2 separate regions of the Homo sapiens genome follow, and region 2 is linked to region 1. A link is an interaction called in ENCODE POLR2A ChIA-PET data of the cell type or tissue named here. Cell type or tissue: PC-3. All regions are shown on one strand.

Region 1 (8,000 bases):
TTTCACCACGTTAGCCAGGATGGTCTCAATCTGACCTCATCATCCATCCGCCTCGGCCTCCCAAGTGCTGGGATTACAGGCCTGAGCCACTGTGCCCGGCTGGTGTTCTCTCTTTCTTTATACTACCACTGGTTTGTCCAGATAGTCACAGCCATTGTAATCTCTTGCCTCTGCTACTGCCATAACCTCCTAACTGGCCTTTCTTTATCTGGCATTGCTCACCCTCAGTCTACCTAACTATCATACAATAGCCAGGAAAAGCTTTTTAAAATGCGGATTTCATTATTAGATATTAATTTAAACTTTTTTGGTGAAATTTTTTTTTTTTTGAAACAGAATCTCACTTTGTCACCCAGGTTGGAGTACAGTGGTGCGATCACGGCTCAGTGCAGCCCCAGCCTTCCTGGGCTCAGGTGGTACTCGCACCTCAGTCTCCCAAGTAGCTGGGACCACAGGTGCACGCCGCCACACCCAGCTAATTTTTGTACTTCTTGTAGAGGTGGGGTTTTGCCATGTTGCCCTGGCTGGTCTCAAACTCCTGGGCTAAAACTACCTGCCTTCCTCGGCCTTCCGAGGTGCTGAGATTACAGGTGTGAGCCTCTGCACCTGGCCTTTGGTGAATTTTTTCTTACTCTTAGGATCACACCTGACTATCTATACAGTGTGGTTGCTATATTTTTCTCCATGTTTTACACAATGTGTTCTCTGTGCCTGGAATTTTTGTTTTGTTTCGTTTTGTTTTGTTTTTTTGAGGCAGAATCTCACTCTGTTGCCAGGCTGGAGTACAGTGACGCAATCTTGGCTCACTGCAACCTCCACCTCCTGGGTTCAAGCAATTCTCTTGTCTCAGCCTCCTGAGTAGCTGGGACTACAGGTGCACGCCATGACACCCAGCTAATTTTTTTTTTTTATTTTTAGTAGAGCCAGGGTTTCACCACATTGGTCAGGCTGGTCTCGAACTCCCAACCTCAGGTGATTAAGCAATTCTCCTGCCTCAGCCTCCCAAGTAGCTGGGACTACAGGTGCGCTCCACCACGCTGAGCTAATTTTTATATTTTTAGGGTTTCACCATGTTGGCCATGATGGTCTCAATCTTTTGACCTCGTGATCCGCCTGCCTCGGCCTCCCAAAAGTGCTGGGATTACAGGCATGAGCCCCCGTGCCCAGCTGGAATGTTCTTTTTCCATCTATACCAATCTAGTTCCTACACACCTTTCAAGTCCCAGCTTACACCTCACTTCCTTATGAAAGGCGTTCCTGACCTCACCCAAACCTTGCTGTCTGTAGACTAAGTTGGGTTTCCCAGAACATACTTTCAATAAAGCCTCTACTTTTTCTTCATAGCTCTTACATCAGTTGTAAATAAAGAACTATTTGTCTGCCTTTTCCCGTTGTGTAGTATGTAAGTATTAGCTCAGGCTGCTGTAACAAAATACCACATGCTTAAATAACAAAAATTTATTTTCTTACAGTTATGCAAACTAGTAGTCCAAGAAGGTGACAACATGCTAAGTTTCTGGTAAACCTCTCTTCCTGGCTTGCAGAGAGTGGCCTTCTTGCTGTGTGCTCACATGGCCTTTATGTGGTACACCAGCCTGAGGATAGGGGCATAGATCTGTCTCTTCTTCTTTTTCTTCTTCCTTCTCCCTCCTTCCTTATTTTTTCCTTCATTTTCAAGCCCAACAGTCCTATAGGATTAGAGCCACCCCTATGACCTCATTTAACCTTAATTACTTCCTAAAGAACCTATATGGAAATATAGTCAGATTGGGGGTAAAAGCTTTAACATGAATTTTGGGGAGACACAGTTTAGTCCATAGCAGATGGTAAGCTCCGTGAGGTCAGGACCATGTTGTGCGGTACAATATGCTGATCCCAGAGCCTACTATAGAGTTTAACACAAATTGGCAATCATTTGAACTTGTTCCAAACATTGGTATGGTCTGGCACAAGAATACAAATAGAGGTATACACGTTTAATCATTTAAAATAGAGCTACCAAATTGTAAAATAAAATAAATGCTTTGTCCTCCTACCTCTAGAAATATAGTTGCATAATAACAAATTTTGAAATATGTGTAAAGCTATTGATTTTTAAAAAATAAGCACATGTTAAATATTTAACTCATTGTTAGTAAGGAAATCTGGCAGATATATTAGCCAGTTCAAAGAAGTAAAAGAACCACAAAGTGATATGTGGTATGTGTATGTGTAGTGTTGAAATAAATGTATTATTTATTATAAAATTGAGTTTTTCCATGGAGAGAAGGGAAGTCAGTTGCACCTTCACTGTACAGAATTGATCAGCATGTCTATAGACAAACATTATTTTGTGCACTGGATGTACTAGCTCACACCTGTAATCCCAGCACTTTGGGAGGCTGAGGCAGGAAGATCACTTGAGCCCAGGAGTTTGAGCCCAGCCTGGGCAATGTAGTGAGACCCTGTCTCTGCAAAAGTTTTTTTAAAAAAATTAGCCAGGTGTGGTGGTGACTGCCTGTAGTCCTAGCTACTTAGGGGGCTGAAGTGGGAAGGTTGAGCCTGCAGTGAGCCGTGATTGTGCCACTGTACTCCACCCTGGGTGACAGAGAGAGACCGTTTCAAAACAAAACAAAAAAAAGAAATTATTTCACATAACGTCAGTTACCTACCTATAACTTACAGAGTTGTAAAGTAGCTCAAAGACAATAAAAGACAAACTAGAAGAGTATTCTCTAAACAATATGCATAGTTTTTTATTGGAAATATCTAGTAACCTTTTTTTCTTTTTTAACTTTTTCCAATTTTTTTTTTTATAATCTCCTACCTTTTCATCTAAAATAATTTGAAACGTTTTTGTTCACAAAACAAGGGTGGTCTCATTGGGTTTGGCCTGATTATTTGCATAGTGTGGCCAGAATATTAATTTATCATAAAGCCTTCTTAAATTTACTTTGCTGTAAATTTTTATAAAGAATCTCAGATTGGACTTTTAAAGGCCTCTATTATTTGTATTTTGAGGCTAGGAAGGCAAGCCTAAGAAATACCACATTTCACTTGTAATAACTATAAATTTGGGTGAATTCCTAAGGGTCCTGGGCCTTCCAGGAAGTGGCCTTCCTTACCATCTGTAAGTCTGGACCCTGTAAAGCCAGATACCAGGCCAGTTTTCCCAGGAAGGTTTTGTAAGTATTGGCTCCATAAAGTCAACCATAGTTCCTTAAAAGTGGTTTGTTATACCTGATCAAATAAGCATGATTCTCAAATGTGACCTTTCAGGCAAGCTCTTTGTTGGACAACCATTTTTTACAATTATATTCTGGTCAAAAGGAGAACAGATTCTTGTTTAGCCCTATTCAAATAACCATATTGCCTTGAACTGTAAGGAGACTCAGTAAGACGTTCTTAGTTCTGGGTTAGGGGAGGGTCAGTGAGAATCAGATGTGATTTAGGAATGTTTCATTTTACAAGAGCAAAGTCTACTCAATTGTTAAGAGTTATAGATAGCCTAACAAGGAATACAACTGGCTCCCTTGCATATTAGAAAATGGACATTAAAATAATATTTCAAACAAATTACTATAATCATTTCTTATAGTTCATACCGTTCTGTGTACCTAATTCTCATTTCACTGGATCTTACGTTAGTAGTCGGCTTCTTAACTAAAAAAAGTTCTGGAAATTCTGACTCATTCCACTGGAATGATCTGGAAGTTGTCCAGTTGTCCAAGCAATGCTATTGGAAGCCTGTCTATTCTTTGATGTGTCAGTAGTTTTAAAATACCTGCCGCAGTCCTTTTCCGTGGAGCTCTGAGACAACCCTTCTTTGTTGAAGACACAGACTCTGGCTTCTAGCTGATTGTAGAGCCTTCAGACAGGCCTCAGCACAAAACAGAATCTCTCTGCATGTGACAGAGTCTCATATCATAAGAATAATGCAACTAACAAGGAAATTAAGTTGTTTTTGTCACATGTAAAATGAGAGTAATAAGGCCAGTCCAAAAACTTATAGCAAACTGTAAGAGATTATTGCAAATAAGACAGTGAAGGTTACATCTGATTTAGAAAACATAGATAAACATAATTTTTAGAGAGGGAAAAATCTTTATGTATAACTTATAATATTCTTGTGGTATTATACAGACACCAAAAACATACCAAGAATATACTAAGGACATCAAGTAAAGAGATTCAATGGGTCTGGAATAAGTCCTATACATCTATATTTTTATAAAACTCCAGTCCTATACATCTATATTTTTATAAAACTCCACTGACCTAGAAGGTGCTGGATTGAAATGTTAAAAGTAAGGTTGTTACCAAGTAAACATTTTCAGTTTTTATTATTTATTTATTTATTTATTTTAGACAAGGTCTTGCTCTGTTGCCCAGGCTGGAGTGCAGTGGCTCTGTCATAGCTCACGGCAGCCTCAACCTCCTGGGCTCAAGCGATCCTCCTGTTTCAGCTTCTCAGGTAGCTGGGACTGTAAGCATGCATCACCATGCCCAGCTTATTTATTTCATTTAATTTATTTTTTATTTTATTTTAATTTTTTGCAGGGGGCGGGGTAGAGATAGGGTCTTGTAATGTTCCCTAGGCTGGTCTCTAACTCCTGGGCTCAAGTGATCCTTCTGCCTCAGCCTCCCAAAACGTTGGGATTGCAGATGTGAGCCACCGCACCTGGCCAGTATTTTAGATAATAACTGAAATTAAGACTGAAAACACTTCTTCCTGTAGGATATTTTAAAAAAAAAAAAAAAGACTGAAAACACTAAACTTTTGTTTCCTAAAATCTGGCAGAGTTCTGTCAGGACTCAGAAACGTTATGGATAATGAGGACATTGACAAATCTCTAGGAGTTTTCTATTAATCATACAATAACTAGAATATTTATAGTAATAGCATTTTACCCATACAACTTTAACCTAGGGAACACTGAACATGTCTTCTGGTAGATAACTTTTCTCATGAAATTCATTAATAACAAAATATTAAACCTAATTATTTCTAACATTTCTCTAAAAAGGAGAAAACACGTCTTTGTGATTTTGCCAAGGATGTTTTGGGATATCTCAGAGATAGTTTTTGGTATTAAAAATACACTGACCCCAGCACTTTGTGAGGCCAAGGTGGGAGGATTGCTTGAGCTCAGGAGTTTGAGACCAGCCTAGGCAACATGTTGAAACCCTATTTCTACAAAAATATGTAAAAGTTAGCTGGACGTGGTAGCGCACACCTGTGGTCCCAGCTACTTGGGAGGCTGAGGTGGAAGGATTGCTTGAGCCTGGGAGGTGGAGGTTGCAGTGAACTGAGATCATGCCACTGCACTCTAGCCTGGGTGACAGTGAGACCCTGTCTCAAATTAAAAAAAAAAAAAAATTACACTGAAAGTTTTATTTTATTATTTTCTACACGTAGGATCTGATTTGGGAAAGACAAATCTTCAAATAATCGTTAGTGGAAACACTTAAGATAGGATTGTTGGTGCTTGAGAAATAATACCTGGTTACTTATTTAACCGAAGTGACGGTAAAACATTTATAAACAAACATAGAAAGTAACACAATTTTAAATAACTGTAGTTTTTTTTATGAGGAGCCCTATGCTTGCTTGATTAAGGACCTGATAAGTCAGCATAAAGCACAGAAAATTTTTCTAGCAAGACACAAAATATTTGCTAACTAGGCGTATTACATAGCAAAAGAATATACTTTAATATTGTAGGTAATGGATGGCAGTAAACAGTAAACCAAGGACATGGACTCACCAAAACTGAATAAATTATTTGCTAAAATTTTAACCAGTTTTAGCTTTTCAGACTCAGGTATTATAAACCATGACAGCCAAAATTCACATTCCGAGTTGTGCCCTTCATTAGTCTTCATACTCTGGAACAGACTTATGCTTTACTTGAGTACAAGTTTTAGGGGTTCTCAAGGTCACAATTAATTTGATAATGAGTACTAAGATGTTATTAAGATGCAGTGCATTTTTAGTGTTATCATCAAATGAATCAGTAAGTGTTTTTTAATGTCTCAGTTTCCATTTTCAATACTGTAATTATTGATGGTTATATCCCACAGAAACAATTTGGGGTCCTTCATTTTATGAATTTTGGCAAATATATATACCCATGTAACTACAACCACAATTAATAGATAGAACATTTTTCTTACCCCCAAATATTCCTTCTGTAGTTTTGCAGTCAATCCCATCTTCCACATCTTGGCCTCAGGCAACCACTGATCTATTGTTTGGCACTACAGATTAGCTTTGCCTGTGGTAGAATTTCATATAAATGAAAATGACAAATGACCTGCTTTTTTGTAATTGGCTTCCTTTATGTTTCAGTGTTTCCTTTTGTGACTATACCACTATTTGATGGATATTTGGGTTGTTTCTAGTTTTTGGATATTATGAATAAAGCTGCTATAATCATTCATGTATAAGTTTTTTTTTTATGGGCATATGTTTTCATTTCTCTTGGGTACATACCCGGGATTGGTCAGCCCATAAAATCAGTGTCCCACTCTGCTGCCACAAATGGGAATAACTTAGCTATAAATAAATACAAAACAAAACCCAGTTATGTAAAGAAAAATTGAAATTAGAAATGTGGAGATTCCGTAAACTTCTTTGTTCATCTGGGAGCCAACTTCAGATTACCACTTCAGATTTACCTGTGGGAACCAAGCACTGATGTACATGGATGGTCCACGTGAGGTGTACTTCTCTGATGTGACTCACAGGTTAATTCTTTGGACATTTGGTGGAAGACTTCCAAAACTGTTTAACAGACAGTTTTTTTAAAAAAAGTAAAAACAAAAAATCATGGCTTTCATCCAGATATAAAATGAAAACATTCAAAGATGAAAGAAAAACAGCATATCATCAAAGAGAGAAACAGGCAAATATTACAACCAATTCCATTATCAATTTTTATACAATTGAAAATGGCAAAATGTCAAAAATGACAGTTGAATTAACACTGCACATGTCTATGTGTTCATCTATTTAAATGAGCAATAAAGTAAAGGCAAATTCATAAATTATTAAAATATTTACACTTTTCTTTGGCTTTATTTTTACCAAAATTGTTATTTGTAATCAATAATTTCTTGTAAATTGTATTCTTTTAATAACAATGCCAAATGAAACAGACTTTCTTGAATGACTATATTTCTTAGATTTTTTTTTTTTTTTTGAGACCGAGTCTTGCTCTGTTGCCCAGGTTGGAGTGCAGTGGCACTGCAACCTCTGCCTCCCTGGTTCAAGGAATTCTCATGCCTCAGCCTCCCGAGTAGCTGGGACTACAGACATGGGTGCCACCACACCTGGCTAATTTTTGTGTTTTTAGTAGAGATGGGGGTTTCACCATATTGGCCAGGCTAGTCTCGAACTCCTGACCTCAAGTGATCCGCCCTCCTTGGTCTCCCAAAGTGCTGGGATTACAGGTGTGAGCCACTGTACTTAGCCTCTTAGATTTTTATTTTAATATTTACCGGTTTATAGGATATTGCAAAGGATAGAGATGAAGAGATTCATAGGGTGAGTTACTAGGGAAGGGGCAGGGAGCTTCTGTGCCCTCCCCAGCCGTGTCACTTCAATAACTTCCATGTGTGCAGCCATCCTGAAGCTCACTGAACCCTGTCCTCTTGGGTTTTTATGGAAGCTTCATGAAGTCAATATTTCTTGCCCCAGGTGTAGGGTGGAACTCTCTCATGGGAGAGCCTTAAGACCCACAGTCAGAAAGGTTGGGGAACATTAAAGTGAAAGGAGAGCTGGAGAAGGTCAGAGGCCTGCCCCTGAGGCCTAACGCAGCCAACATTCTAACAAAAGACTGTAACTAGGGCTATGGGAGTTGTAAGCCAGAAACCGTAGATTAAAACCAGTATGTATATCATAACACCACAGGTCACCCCCTAGTTTGTGACCACAGATCTTTTATATCAAACAATATTTGTATATGCAGTCATTAATCATTAGTCCAGTACATCATATTGTATGAATGTCTCCCAGG
Region 2 (8,000 bases), 120 kb after region 1:
GTATGTTAGGTGTTTTTGTAGCATTGGATGTTTGTGTTTATAGGCATGTTTCCAGTTCCTTCCTATAGGATGAACTATTGTTGGAGAAAATGTGTTAAGATTCCTTCACTTCCTTCTTTCTCCTCTACTCCCACTTTTTCACCCTCTTCCTCTTTCATTCTCCATGTAGACACACCACATATATATGTATGTAGGTATACATTTGCCTAAACACACACTGGAAATCAGAAATCACCACCTGGTAGCAAAAGAAATAAGGCAGAGTCTTAGATAGACAGCTTAGATAGGCAGCTAAGAACTCGTTCACAGATGTGTATCTGTCATTTTGACATGACTGTGTAGTTAGGTCCCTAAGAGGTTTGGAGCCAGACCTCCATTCTCCTCTGCTGGGGATCCAGGCCAGGCTCATGTTCCTATCCACAGTCCCCCCATTCCAACTCACCATCTGTGACCAGACAGGTTCACTAAGCAGCTCTCCAAGCACCTGCCTAACTCCCTTGGGTCCTAAGGTTAAGTAAGAGGATCCTGAGTTAAATGAAACTCTCTCTCACTTAACAAACTTCCCGGTTTAGAAACCAGCAGTGCCCATACACTAAGTTTACACAGTTGGGAGGTCCAGTGGAAGAACAGAGGAATGGAAACCCATTTGCCTGGGGAAATGAAAGACTTCCCAGAGGAGACACAATATTTGAACTGAGATTAGAAGGAGAATTAGGAGTTTGTCAGGCAGGCTTGGCAGGGTGAAAAAGCCACACACTGGGAAGAGCATAAACAGACAGGCATGAAACAGCATAGTAAAGGAGGAAGATAGCAAACACCTGTGTGTCCGTACAGCAAAAGAGCTTGCCCTGGAGGGAGTTGGGGGAGATGGGCAAGACCAGGTGAAAGAGGGCCTTGAATATAAAGCTAAGGCATCTTGAGTTGACTTTACTTGAAGGTGATCTATTAATGTCTTCAGTTATCAGGTTTCCCAAATGGCAGTTTAAGGAAACCAGGATCAGAGGGAGCCCATTATTTTGCTATTTCCAGGTCCTTCAGGCTTAGCTCCAACTGAGCTGGAACTAGAAGGGAAGTGTTTCTTTCTTGCTTTTCTTCCCAGGCCACCGCACAAATGGAAGAGCGACTAGCAGAGTTTATTTCCTCCAACACTCCAGACAGCGTGCTGCCCTTGGCAGATGGAGCCCTGAGCTTTATTCATCATCAGGTGATTGAGATGGCCCGAGACTGCCTGGATAAATCTCGGAGTGGCCTCATTACATCACAATACTTCTACGAACTTCAAGATAATTTGGAGAAACTTTTACAAGATGTGAGTGTCCTTGTGCTGGGGTTCTGAAAAAACCTCCACCTGGTATTGGATTTGTAATCCCAAGCTAAGATTAGGGCATTAGTGGTATTCTCAGTCTTCACAGACTGCTTGTTACCCACCCTCAAAGGTAGAGCTGAGGGACTTAGATTCCTCCTCAGTCCCCTGCAATACTGAGAGAAGCCTGCTTGGTATCAAAGGAAGTCACTTCTGTTCCTTTTCTAAATCCAAAATTATATTACTTTGTTGTATTACGCGAAGCTCCACCATGGGTAGTAGTCATAAGTATTTGACTAGGAGGTTTGCTACCCAAAGCCAAAAAGTGGCTCCAGTGGCTGTGACGGGCTTTCTTCTACTGGAAATACTGGTTTAAGCAGAGCCTTCAGACTATTTATCCTCAGCCAAGGGAAAACAGGTATGAGGCTTGCACAATGGGTTTAGCCATTTGCATGGTGAGAAGTTCTCTAGTTGGGACTTACATGTTTTGAGACCTGGTCCTCGCTGGTGTGAAAAAATCTCTGGGAGGCTAAAGGTAAAGTAATCCAGAGATGGCCAAGACCAAAGCACATGAGAGTTCTTAAGCACTGCTTCCTGCACGAGTGCTTCCTTTGCTATCAGCCTCTTGATTAAGGTGGCCAGATGCCATCTCACTCAGACCACAGCGGCTCCATGTTATCCATTAATACAGTTTGGGAGAGAGAGGATATGCCTGTCCCCGCAGAGCTCATCACATCACTAGAGAATTTCCCAGTCCAGAACCCCTTATTACCTCCAGACCAAGACCTCTCTCTCTGGAGTAGTACCAACTGAGCTGAGGGCCCAGGGCTAATGATCAAAAGGACATCAGTGTGTTCGTCTAGAAATAAGAAGGAGCAGGGAGTTTAAACAAATTTTCAGAGAACAGTTGAATCTAGAGAAAGGGTGACTAAAGATGATCATGATTATTGTTGTCAAGTAGTAGAAAGTTTCTCACATATAAAAGAGAGCAGATTGTTCTTAATACCCCTGAAAGACATAATTAGTCCAGTGGGCAGAAGTTACAGTGAGAAAGGTTTTGATTTAATAGGTGAAAAAGTAGTTCCTTCTACAAAAATACCTTTTTGTGATTTCAAAAGAAATACTTAAAATAAAACATTGTAGAAGTATAACTTTAGAAAGCCAGAGTCCCATGAAAATCACTGGTAGCTGTTTGTTTCTGTTCAAGAAAAGGTTTCTGACAGTTTTCCAGCAATGGAAAGGGGTACCCCAGAGACATATAGGAATCAGGGATTACTGCATCAGGTAAAGGATTAATGTAGAGTAACTTCCAAGTTTCCTGGTATGTTTAAGATTTATCTTCTAAAATGCTAAAGTCAGAGCCTTGCCCAAAACCTTTAGGCATTTTCCCAGATTGACTGCTTGTGTGGTTAGGTTGTTTGATACAATAGGAAGAGCACTGAATTTGGAGCCAGTTTGTTCATCTGTTCCCTAATTTGTGAAGCCCTTGGAATGCAGAAAAGAATTCAGTGCAGGCTCTATCTTAGGGAATTTGCCATCAGTGAGGTTACAGACCCATCAACATGTACTTAATAAAAATAAGTTATTACTATACTGAATACTTTATATGAATTCTCTCACTTCCACTGACTGCAATACAATGTGATTGACGAGCACTAGAGATAAGTAGGTTCTGAGCACAGAGGAGGATATGCTGACTCTTTGTGGAAAGTTCAGGGAAGGCTAGATCTTAACAGGTAGGAGTTCACTGAAGCTAGAAAACAGCATAAACAACCTTTTGCTTGGGCACAGTGGCTCATGCCTGTAATCCCAGCACTTTGGGAGGCCAGGATGGAAGGATCACTTGAGCCCAGGAGCTTGAGACCAGCCTGAGCAACAAAGTGAGACCCCATCTCTACACTAGCCAGGCATTTCACCATGTTGGCCAGGCTGGTCTCAAACTCCTGACCTCAAGTGATCGCCCTGCCTCGGCCTCTCAAAGTGCTGGGATTACAGGTGTGAGCTGCTACAAATGACCAGCTGGCAGATGAATTTGAAGAGTTGGACTGGGGGCCAGATGCTGAACGGCCTTGTGAGGAGCTTAGATTGTATCGTGAAGGCAGTGGGTATCATCCAATGTGACAAATTGAAAAATGACCTGATCAGATTTTAGAATAATAAAAGTCAGTAACATTTATGGAGCATTTAATACATGCTAGACACTGCATTACCTCATTTAATTTATCTGGTTAAATCTTCACAACCGTGTAAGAAAGGTACTTAATATTATTTCCTAAATTTACAGATAAGGAAACTAAGTTAGCTCAAGATAACTGATTTTTTTAAGTAGCAAAACCAGGACCCAACCCAGATTTGGCTTATTCCAGAGCCTAAGATCATACATTTTCAAACAGTCAACAAACATTGACTGACATCTGCTGTATAGGAGGCATTCTGCTAGGCTTAGCATTTGAGGAAAGAAACAGGGCCAGGTGCGGTGGCTCACTCCTGTAATCCCAGCACTTTGGGAGGCTGAGGCAGGCAGATCACCTGAGGTCGGGAGTTCCAGACCAGCCTGATCAACATGGAGAAAACCCATCTCTACTAAAAATACAAAATTAGCTGAGCATGGTGACGCACGCCTGTAATCCCAGCCGCTCGGGAGGCTGAGGCAGGAGAATCGCTTGAACTCAGTAGGTGGAGGTTGCGGTGAGCCAAGATCATGCCATTGTACTCCAGCCTGGGCAATAAAAGTGAAACTCTGTCTCAAAAAAAAAAAAAAGAAAAGAAAAAGACACAGAGCCTCTTTACTCACTAGGCCCAGCAGTGTAGCTGTAGAGACAGACAGCTCATTATGAAACAGCATGACAGTACCATGTGGTATGCATGAACAGCCAAGAGAACATGTTAAAGACAGCAATTCTTTTTCTTCTCGTGTGTGTGTATATGTGTGTTGGGAACAGGAGACAGGTTTTAAAAGAATAAATGGGATTTCACCAACTGCTCAACCTTTCTCTTCATTTCATAACCAATACTTTAAAAGAAGAAAAGTCCTCATTTACTGTGTTTTTTTTCCGAAGAAAAATAATTTTAAAATAATTTGTAAGCAAAAATAATCCTAATTAGGCATTCATGGGAAGATATTTAGGAAAATGTGGTACAATTTGAAAATAATAGCCATTAGAATCTAAGATATTATTGGTAATTATATCTTCGTTTTCATTGATTTTTAATACTATTTAATTTGATTATGTATTTTTCTTTTTTTTATTATTATTATACTTTAAGTTTTAGGGTACATGTGCACAATGTGCAGGTTAGTTACATATGTATACATGTGCCATGCTGGTGTGCTGCACCAATTAACTCATCATTTAGCATTAGGTATATCTCCTAATGCTATCCCTCCCCCCTCCCCCCACCCCACAACAGTCCCCAGAGTGTGATGTTCCCCTTCCTGTGTCCATGTGTCCTCATTGTTCAATTCCCACCTATGAGTGAGAATATGCGGTGTTTGGTTTTTTGTTCTTGCGATAGTTTACTGGGAATGATGATTTCCAATTTCATCCATGTCCCTACAAAGGACATGAACTCATCATTTTTTGTGGCTGCATAGTATTCCATGGTGTATATGTGCCACATTTTCTTAATCCAGTCTATCATTGTTGGACATTTGGGTTGGTTAAGGGATCAATTCAACAAGAAGAGCTAACTATCCTAAATATATATGCACCCAATACAGGAGCACCCAGTTTCATAAAGCAAGTCCTGAGTGACCTACAAAGAGACTTAGACTCCCACACAATAATAATGGGAGACTTTAACACCCCACTGTCAACATTAGACAGATCAGCGTGACAGAAAGTTAGCAAGGATACCCAGGAATTGAACTCAGCTCTCCACCAAGCGGACCTAATAGACATCTACAGAACCCTCCACCCCAAATCAACAGAATATACATTTTTTTCAGCACCGCATCACACCTATTCCAAAATTGACCACATAGTTGGAAGTAAAGCTCTCCTCAGCAAATGTAAAAGAACAGAAATTATAACAAACTGTCTCTCAGACCACAGTGCAATCAAACTAGAACTCAGGATTAAGAAACTCACTCAAAACCACTCAACTACATGGAAACTGAACAACCTGCTCCTGAATGACTACTGGGTACATAACGAAATGAAGGCAGAAATAAAGATGTTCTTTGAAACCAACGAGAACAAAGACACAACATACCAGAATCTCTGGGACGCATTCAAAGCAGTGTGTAGAGGGAAATTTATAGCACTAAATGCCCACAAGAGAAAGCAGGAAAGATCCAAAATTGACACCCTAACATCACAATTAAAAGAACTAGAAAAGCAAGAGCAACACATTCAAAAGCTAGCAGAAGGCAAGAAATAACTAAAATCAGAGCAGAACTGACGGAAATAGAGACACAAAAAACCCTTCAAAAAATTAATGAATCCAGGAGCTGGTTTTTTGAAAGGATCAACAAAATTGATAGACCGCTACCAAGACTAATAAAGAAGAAAAGAGAGAAGAATCAAATAGGCACAATAAAAAGTGATAAAGGGGATATCACCACCAATCCCACAGAAATACAAACTACCATCAGAGAATACTACAAACATCTCTACGCAAATAAACTAGAAAATCTAGAAGAAATGGATAAATTCCTCGACACATACACCCTCCCAAGACTAAACCAGGAAGAAGTTGAATCTCTGAATAGACCAATAACAGGCTCTGAAATTGTGGCAATAATCAATAGCTTACCAACCAAAAAGAGTCCAGGACCAGATGGATTCACAGCTGAATTCTACCAGAGGTACAAGGAGGAATTGGTACCATTCCTTCTGAAACTATTCCAATCAATAGAAAAAGAGGGAATCCTCCCTAACTCATTTTATGATGCCAGCATCATCCTGATACCAAAGCCGGGCAGAGACACAACTAAAAAAGAGAATTTTAGACCAATATCCTTGATGAACATTGATGCAAAAATCCTCAATAAAATACTGGCAAACCGAATCCAGTAGTACATCAAAAAGCTTATCCACCATGATCAAGTGGGCTTCATCCCTGGGATGCAAGGCTGGTTCAATATACATAAATCAATAAATGTAATCCAGCATATAAACAGAACCAAAGACAAAAACCACATGATTATCTCAATAGATGCAGAAAAGGCCTTTGACAAAATTCAACAACCCTTCATGCTAAAAACTCTCAGTAAATTAGGTATTGATGGGATGTATCTCAAAATAATAAGAGCTATCTATGACAAACCCACAGCCAATATCATACTGAATTGAATGGGCAAAAACTGGAAGCATTCCCTTTGAAAACTGCCACAAGACAGGGATGCCCTCTCTGACCACTCCTATTCAACATAGTTTTGGAAGTTCTGGCCAGGGCAATGAGGCAGGAGAAGGAAATAAAGGGTATTCAATTAGGAAAAGAGGAAGTCAAATTGTCCCTGTTTCCAGATGACATGATTGTATATCTAGAAAACCCCATTGTCTCAGCCCAAAATCTCCTTAAGCTGATAAGCAACTTCAGCAAAGTCTCAGGATACAAAATCAATGTACAAAAATCACAAGCATTCTTATACACCAATAACAGACAAACAGCCAAATCATGAGTGAACTCCCATTCACAATTGCTTCAAAGAGAATAAAATACCTAGGAATCCAACTTACAAGGGACGTGAAGGACCTCTTCAAGGAGAACTACAAACCACTGCTCAGTGAAATAGGATACAAACAAATGGAAGAGCATTCCATGCTCATGGGTAGGAAGAATCAATATCGTGAAAATGGCCATACTGCCCAAGGTAATTTTTATAGATTCAACACCATCCCCATCAAGCTACCAATGACTTTCTTCACAGAATTAGAAAAAACTACTTTAAAGTTCATATGGAACCAAAAAAGAGCCCGCATCGCCAAGTCAATCCTAAGCCAAAAGAACAAAGCTGGAGGCATCATGCTACCTGACTTCAAACTATACTACAAGGCTACAGTAACCAAAACAGCATGGTACTGGTACCAAAACAGAGATATAGATCAATGGAACAGAACAGAGCCCTCAGAAATAACGCTGCATATCTACAACTATCTGATCTTTGACAAACCTGAGAAAAATAAGCAATGGGGAAAGGATTCCCTATTTAATAAATGGTGCTGAGAAAACTGGCTAGCCATATGTAGAAAGCTGAAATTGGATCCCTTCCGTACACCTTATATAAAAATTAATTCAAGATGGATTAAAGACTTAAACGTTAGACCTAAAACCATAAAAACCCTAGAAGAAAACCTAGGCATTACCATTCAGGACATAGGCTTGGGCAAGGACTTCATGTCTAAAGCACCAAAAGCAATGGCAACAAAAGCCAAAATTGACAAATGGGATCTAATTAAACGAAAGAGCTGCTGCACAGCAAAAGAAACTACCATCAGAGGGAACAGGCAACCTACAAAATGGGAGAAAATTTTCGCAACCTACTCATCTGACAAAGGGCTAATATCCAGAATCTACAATGAACTCAAATTTACAAGAAAAAAACAACCCCATCAAAAAGTGGGCGAAGGACATGAGCAGACACTTCTCAAAAGAAGACATTTATGCAGCCAAAAAACACATGAAAAAATGCTCACCATCACTGGCCATCAGAGAAATGCAAATCAAAACCACAATGAGATACCATCTCACA

What was found. ChIA-PET counts read pairs that join two places held together with the same protein. Peaks named below come from ENCODE experiments on the same cell type or tissue, not always from the same donor. Only the 100,000 strongest peaks of a DNase experiment are listed, where the experiment ranks them.
Region 2: POLR2A ChIA-PET joins it to region 1 with 11 read pairs; 3 of 35 experiments call an interaction of 5 or more read pairs at or near these places.

Annotation. Positions count from the first base shown.
Region 1 is chr1:45,888,875-45,896,874 of GRCh38, forward strand. The region is part of intron 4 of MAST2 (microtubule associated serine/threonine kinase 2); the gene reads left to right. It overlaps LOC105378694 (a long non-coding RNA gene), which reads right to left. Exons shown (of 5, transcript XR_001738038.2): 2 at 6,661-6,766. Among named protein-coding and RNA genes, the nearest start is that of MAST2, 89 kb to the left of the region's middle. In PC-3, no CTCF peak of the experiment used is centred here; a DNase peak (open chromatin) is centred at 3,717; H3K4me3 peaks cover 1,023 bases; H3K27ac peaks cover 1,493 bases.
Region 2 is chr1:46,009,631-46,017,630 of GRCh38, forward strand. MAST2 (microtubule associated serine/threonine kinase 2) reads left to right here. Exons shown (of 29, transcript NM_015112.3): 10 at 1,100-1,309. Among named protein-coding and RNA genes, the nearest start is that of PIK3R3, 120 kb to the right of the region's middle. RefSeq lists a silencer at 2,894-3,094. In PC-3, no CTCF peak of the experiment used is centred here; no DNase peak of the experiment used is centred here.